2 separate regions of the Homo sapiens genome follow, and region 1 is linked to region 2. Evidence: chromatin contacts called from ENCODE Hi-C or POLR2A ChIA-PET data. All regions are on one chromosome and are shown on one strand. Each heading gives the region's core, a stretch centred on a gene start or an enhancer-like site at or near the end of the contact. The rest is flanking DNA. Distances are from core to core; before and after follow the strand shown.

Region 1 (3,047 bases), core at 40-2,539, 250 kb before region 2:
CTCACTCATGTAATCCCAGCACTTCGGGAGGCCGAGGCAGGTGGATCACCTGAGGCTAGGAGTTTAAGCCTGGCCTGGCCAACATGGTGAAACCCCGTCTCTACTAAAAATACAAAAAGTTAGCTGGGCGTGGTGGCGCATGCCTACAATCCTAGCTAGCTACTTGGGAGGCTGAGGCATGAGTATCTCTTGAATCAGGGAGGCGGAGGTTGCAGTGAACCAAGATCGTGCCACTTTACTCCAGCCTGGGCGACAGAATGAGACTCTGTCTCAACAACAACAACAACAAAAAATAAATATGTTTATTATATTTATTATATTTATATCTTTATAAACAAAGATATTTATTATATATTATTATTATAAAAAATAATAATAAAATAAAAGATAACAGGGCCAGGCGTGGTGGCTCACGCCTGTAATCCAAGCACATTGGGAGGCCGAGGCAGGTGGATCACTTGAGGTCAGGAGTTCAAGACCAGCCCCGCTAACATGGTGAAACCTCGTCTCTGCTAAAAATACAGAAATTAGCTGGGCATGGTGGCGTGCGCCTGTAGTCCCAGCTACTCAGGAGGCTGAGGCAGGAGAATCGCTTGAACCTGGGAGGTGGAGGTTGCAGTGAGCCGAGATCAGGCCAGTGCACTCTAGCCTGGGTGACAGAGAGACTCCATCTTAAAAAAAAAAAAAAAGATAACAGGATACGGCTAACAATGTAATAAATATATACCTCATGGTGCGTAAAAAAGACCTAAGGCTTCCAATAGCTTACTGTGAGAACCATAACAGTGAGTGGTATTTCTGTTTATTACTTTGTCAGGATCAACACACAGTCTTTGAAATACCCTAATAGGATAGTAGTTATCACATAAATAAACAAGCAATTTGCTCAGAAATAAATGTGTCATTGTAAACAAATTGCTTGTCTGTAGTGGACTTTGGCTGGCACTCAGACTTTAGCTGGACACACTATTAGCATGCATACGGCACTTTTAACCTACTTGCTAAGAATCTGATCTCCTAACCCTCAGTGGCCTCTCATTTCTCTTTTCTCAGCAGCCCTTTGGTTCCTGTGCCTGGGAGGAGTTAGGTGACTGGTTGATCAGTTCAGTTCTGCAGCCCTGACCTCAGCTCCAGTTTCAGAAGAGCAGAGGGAGGGTGCAGGGAGTCTCCAGCTGAGAGGAGCTCAGTGGTTTTCTGATTCTGACTTGAGCACAGTTACAGACAACTTTCCTGTGAGTGCAGTTGATTGCATGCTCACACTGATATTGCAACAGCTGAACACGTGTGTGCACTTGTGTTGAGCTTCAGAGCTCAACCTCAAGTCGGCTTGTCCTCTTATGACAGCTGTAGGAGATGGCTCACCAAGGAGAGACAGAGAGAGATAAAACCAGCATAGCACCAGCTTCCCATATCAAGACCCAGTGCACAGGGAGCCAGGGATCCCTGGGTTCTGAGCTATGGCTACCACTTGTATGGTCTTGGGCAAGCCCCTTACCCTGTAGAGGTTGCAGCTGCCTCATCTGTCAGGGGAGGGGCTGTACCTTTGAGATTCCTTCCAAATCTGACCATCTAGCCAGGACAGGCATTTTCAAGAAACCCTGTTTGTTATTTTCTTCTTTTGATCTAAGTAACCGCAGGTGAGTATTTGTTTTGTTAAAGAAAGGTTTGGGGCTGTCACCACGCTGCCGCTTCCACATTCTACCTTTTCTAGGTAGCAAGAGGCAGACGCTGGGCTTTGTGCCTATTTGGTCTGGTCTGTTTCTCCAAGAAGGGCAGCTGGAGTCGATGCTGGGCTGAAATGTTCTTTTTTTTCCTTTTTTCGAGACAGGGTCTTGCTCTGTCACCCAGGCTGGAGTGCAGTGGCGCCATCTCTGCTCACTGCAACCTCCACCTCCCGGGTTCAAGCAATTCTTTTGCCTCAGCCTCCTGAGTAGCTGGGATTACAGGCGCGCGCCATCACGCCTGGCTAATTTTTGTATTTGTAGTAGAGACAGGGTTTCACCATGTTGGGCAGGCTGGTCTTGAGCTACTGACCTCGTGATCCACCCGCGTCAGCCTCCCAGTGCTGGGATTGCAGGCATGAGCCACCGCGCCTGGCCTGCACAGCTAATTTTTAAATATTTTTTTTGTAGAGATAGGATCTCACTATGTTGCCCAGGCTGGTGCTGAACTCCTGGGCTCAGGCAATCCTCCCACCTCAGCCTCCCAAAGCACTGGGATTACAGGTGTGAGCTACCAGGCCTGCCCTGCCAAGCTGAAATGTTAGCCTCACACTTTTTTTTTTTTTTTTTTTGAGACGCAGTCTCCTTCTGTGGCCCCAGGCTGGAGTGCAGTGGCGCAATCTGGACTCGCTTCAACCTCCGCTTCACTGGTTCAAGCGATTCTCCTGCCTCAGCCTCCCGAGTAGCTGGGATTACAGGCGTGTGCCACCACGCCTGGCTAATTTTTGTATTTTTAGTAGAAACGGGGTTTCACCATGTTGGCCAGGATGGTCTCAAACTCCTGACCTCAGGTGATACATCTGCCTCGGCCTCCCAAAGTGCTGGGATTACAGGCGTGGGCCACTGCACCCAGCCCGCACATTCTTTTTACACCAACTTTAGGATGCAGAATGTGTAGTCCCAGGTGGAGTGAGCTCAAAGCCAAAAGAAGAGCAGGACCAACAAGGAAGAGAATGAAGGCAGAAGTGAACAGGTAGAACCAAGCTTACAAGGTCTGGTATTTGATAGAAACAACAAAAAATAGAACAGACTCTCCCAATTTCTTCAAACTAGTCTGTAAACATAAATAGAGTCTTGGGCCCCTCATTTCTCCAATGCCAGATGCCTGGGCAGCAGGGCTGGAACCAGAGTGAGGCAGGTGAGGCAATTGCATGACACTGAGAGTAAGAACTGTTCTTTTTTTTGAGATGGTGTCCTGCTCTGTTGCCAGGCTGGAGTGCAGTGGCCTGATATCAGCTCAGTGCAAACTCCGCCTCCCGGGTTCAAGCGATTCTCCTGGCTCAGCCTCCCGAGTAGCTGGGACTACAGGTGCGTGCCACCATGCCC
Region 2 (3,254 bases), core at 188-2,687:
AGGCTGAGGCAGGAGAATCGCTTGAACCTGGGAGGCAGACGTTGCAGTGAGCCGAGATCAAGCCACTGCACTCCAGCCTGGGCAACAGAGTGAGACTCTGTCTCAAAATAAGTAAATAAATAGATTCAATGTTCTAGGCTATTACATTGTTTTCTTTTGACGCTGTTTGAGATAAAGGCTCTGCCTGCCCTTTCCTCTAGTCTAGGTCATTTATAGCACAGCCTGAGGGCAGAATTCAGGGTGTCATCCTGCCTAGCTGTCTATACAGGCTACCCTTAGGCAATGAACTCATTTGAAACATGAGGTTGCCTGTGTGTCTCAGCTTCTGTTAGCCCCAGTGCTGACACAGGTCAGAGAGGAATCGGGGCGTGGCGCGGTGGCTCCCAACACTGTAATCCCAACACTTTGGGAGGGCAAGACAAGCAGATCACTTGAGGCCAGGAGCTCAAGACCAGCCTGGCCAACAAGCGAAAACCCTGTCTCTACTAAAAATACAAAAGTTACCCAGGCCCGACTACTTGGGAGGCTGAGGCACGAGAATCACTTGAACCGGGGAGGTGGATGTCGCAGTGAGCCAAGATTGCGCCACTGCACTCCAGCCTGGGAAACAGAATGAGACTCTGTCTCAAAAAAAAAAAAAAAAGGAAAAAAAAAGGAAAAAGGCCAGGCGCAGTGGCTCACATCTGTAATCCCAGCACTCTGGGAGGCTGACGCAGGCGGATCACCTGAGGTCAGGAGCTGAAGACCAGCCTGGCCAACATGGTGAAACCCTGTCTCTACTAAAAAGACAAAAATTAGCTGGGTGTGGTGGCGGGCACCTGTAATCCCAGCTACTAGGGAGGCTGAGGCAGAATCGCTTGAACCCAGGAAGCAGAGGTTGCAGTAAGCAGAGATCGTGCCACTGCACTCCCAGCCTGGGTGACAGAGCGAGACTCCATCTCAGGAAAAAAAAAAAAAGATTAAGAACCTGGAGCAAAGAAGAAGGGCCTGGGTTATAAAAAGCAGTCAGAATGCAGTGGGGTGAGGCCTGGGAAGAGGAAGGGGTTATACGGAGCACAGATGTTCTTTTAGGAGGTTTGTCTGCAAAGGGAGGGAAGGTCATGGGCAGGTAGGTCAGACTCTAGTGTAGAAGATGACTTCTTGTCATTGAGACTATTATTTCCATATAGAGGAGGCTTGAACACCTTATATGTGGACAGGGAAGAACTGTGGTAACCCCTTAGGTAGGAGGGACCCCGCTTCCTCTTAGACTAGAGGAAGGAGCTAACGGTGGCCGTTTCAGTGTCTGATGGTCGGTGGCCGTTTCAGTGTCTGATGGTAGGAGGAAGAACGGCTGCCTGTGGCCTCGATTCTAGCTGGCTCATAAAGCAATAAGCCGGGAGGGACAGGGGAGGAGAGGAAGTGGGTTCTTGTGAGGCAGGGGAATTTCTGGACTAGCTGTGGTGGCGCCGGGGAGGGGGGTGTGGCCAGGACACAGGAAGGATTTCTAGGCAGAGCAGGGGAATGCCAGTGAGCCCCTGAAATCATTGAGCTCCAAATCCTTGGAGTTCTGTGATCTTTCTGCACTCAACAGTTGGCAGAACCAGGAGGGTGGAGGCTGGGGTCTTGGGGCAGGAGTGAAGCTGCCAGGAAAGTGGCTGAAATGGTAGTGAGGCCCAACGGGGAAGAGAGATGGGGGAGAAAGCCCGGGAGTCCTGAGTCCACAGGTCCTGATAGGGCAAGAGGGACGCAGCAGAAGTAGAAGGGAGAGTGGATGGCATGCAATTTCAGGAAAACAAGTCCAAGGTGCAGCAGCAGGCGTGGGAGGTGGAATTGGGGCAGAGGTGCACAGTGGTGGAACTGGTTGGCAGCAGGGAGACAGGGAGGGATGTGTGATGCTGACACACCCGAGGAGCCGGGGAAACTCCGGCCCTGCTCCAGACTCTGTGGGTGTGTGGTTTGGGGAGAAAGGTTTGGGCAAGTCCCAGAGCTGTAAGGATGCTCGAAGAGGGAGGTGCACAGGGGACACACAGGAAGGTTTCCCTCCCTCCCTTTCTCTTCTCTTTTCTCTTTCTTTTCTTTTCTTTCTTTTTCTTTCTTTCTCTCTCTCTTTTTTTTTTTTTTTTTGACAGGGTCTCACTCTGTCACCCAGGCTGCAGTACAGTGGTACAGTCTCAGCTCACTGCAATCTCTGCCTCCCTGGCTCAAGTGATCCTCCCACCTCAGCCTCCCCAGTAGCTGGGACTACAGGCATGTGTGCAACAACGCACCCTGCTAATTTTTGCATTTTTTGTAGAGACGGGGTTTCACCATGTTACCCAGGCTGGTTATTATTATTATTTTTTTTTGAGATGGAGTTTTGCTCTTGTCACCCAGGCTGGAGTGCAATGGTGTGATCTCAGCTCACTGCAACCTCCGCCTCCCAGTTTCAAGCGATTCTCCTGCCTTGGCCTCCTGAATAGCTGGGATTACAGGCATGTGCCACCACGCTCAGCTAATTTCGTATTTTTTGTAGAGACAGGGTTTCACCATGTTGGTCAGGCCGGTCTCGAACTCCTGACCTCAAGTGATCCACCCACCTCGGCCTCCCAAAGTGCTGGGATTACAGGCGTGAGCCACCACACCCGGCCGTCCAGGCTGGTCTTGAACTCCTGGACTCAAGTAATCCACCAGCCTCAGCCTCCCAAAAGTTCTGAGATTACAGGCATGAGCCACTGTGCCCAGCCTCTTTTCTTTTTCTTTAGAAACAGGGTCTCATTTTGTCACCCAGGTTGGAGTGCAGTGGCATGATCATAGCTCACTGCAGCATCGAACTCCTGCCTCAAGCCATCCTCCTGCCTCAGCCTCCCAAGTAGCTGGGACTACAAGCACAAGCCACCACACCCCACTAATATTTTCATTTTTGTAGAGATGGCGTCTCTCTGCGTTGCCCAGGTTGGTCTCAAACTCCTGGGTTCAAGTGATCCTCCCACCTCAGCCTCCGAACATGCTAGATTAGTGAGCTCCTGAGCCCAGCCACACAAGGAAGGTTTCTGAGGGCAAAGTGCAGGGGTGCAGTGAGAGAAAAGCAGAAGGCAGAGGATGCATGGCAAGGGCTTGTGGGCAGCTGCTTGCTGTTTGCTGTGGTCCAGTGCCCTTCAGCCTGGGCATGCTCCGAGGGCCTCTGGAGTAGGCCTGGGAAAGGCTGTGCCCCACACCTTAGTTCCAGAACAGGGGGCCCTCGGGCCTTTGGATGGCGCCAGCGGGTGTCAGGTCCATGGGTTTTATCACACACC

What was found. Hi-C counts contacts between places; a loop is a spot of excess contacts on that map. ChIA-PET counts read pairs that join two places held with the same protein, here RNA polymerase II (POLR2A). Pooled maps may share reads with other maps.
Region 1: a loop to region 2 is called in a pooled map, with 3 times the contacts of the local background. The contact joins two enhancer-like sites. A Hi-C loop is called at or near these places in 2 of 50 pooled maps. POLR2A ChIA-PET finds 5 or more read pairs at or near these places in 6 of 52 experiments (HepG2, PC-3, PC-9 and 3 more).

Annotation. Positions count from the first base shown.
Region 1 is chr17:76,244,798-76,247,844 of GRCh38, reverse strand. The region is part of intron 5 of LOC105371896 (a long non-coding RNA gene); the gene reads left to right. Among named protein-coding and RNA genes, the nearest start is that of RNF157, 5.8 kb to the right of the region's middle. Within about 2 kb of position 1,289, at least 9 of the 41 ENCODE cell types and tissues checked have a DNase peak (open chromatin) inside an H3K27ac peak, as active enhancers do; they include PC-9, where a contact is called at or near this core.
Region 2 is chr17:75,995,559-75,998,812 of GRCh38, reverse strand. All of the region lies in intron 3 of TEN1 (TEN1 subunit of CST complex), which reads right to left. All of the region lies in intron 3 of TEN1-CDK3 (TEN1-CDK3 readthrough (NMD candidate)), which reads right to left. It overlaps LOC124904061 (a long non-coding RNA gene), which reads left to right. Exons shown (of 2, transcript XR_007065911.1): 2 at 1-141. Among named protein-coding and RNA genes, the nearest start is that of CDK3, 3.7 kb to the left of the region's middle. RefSeq lists enhancers at 1,217-1,266, 1,437-1,516. Within about 2 kb of position 1,437, at least 21 of the 41 ENCODE cell types and tissues checked have a DNase peak (open chromatin) inside an H3K27ac peak, as active enhancers do; they include PC-9, where a contact is called at or near this core.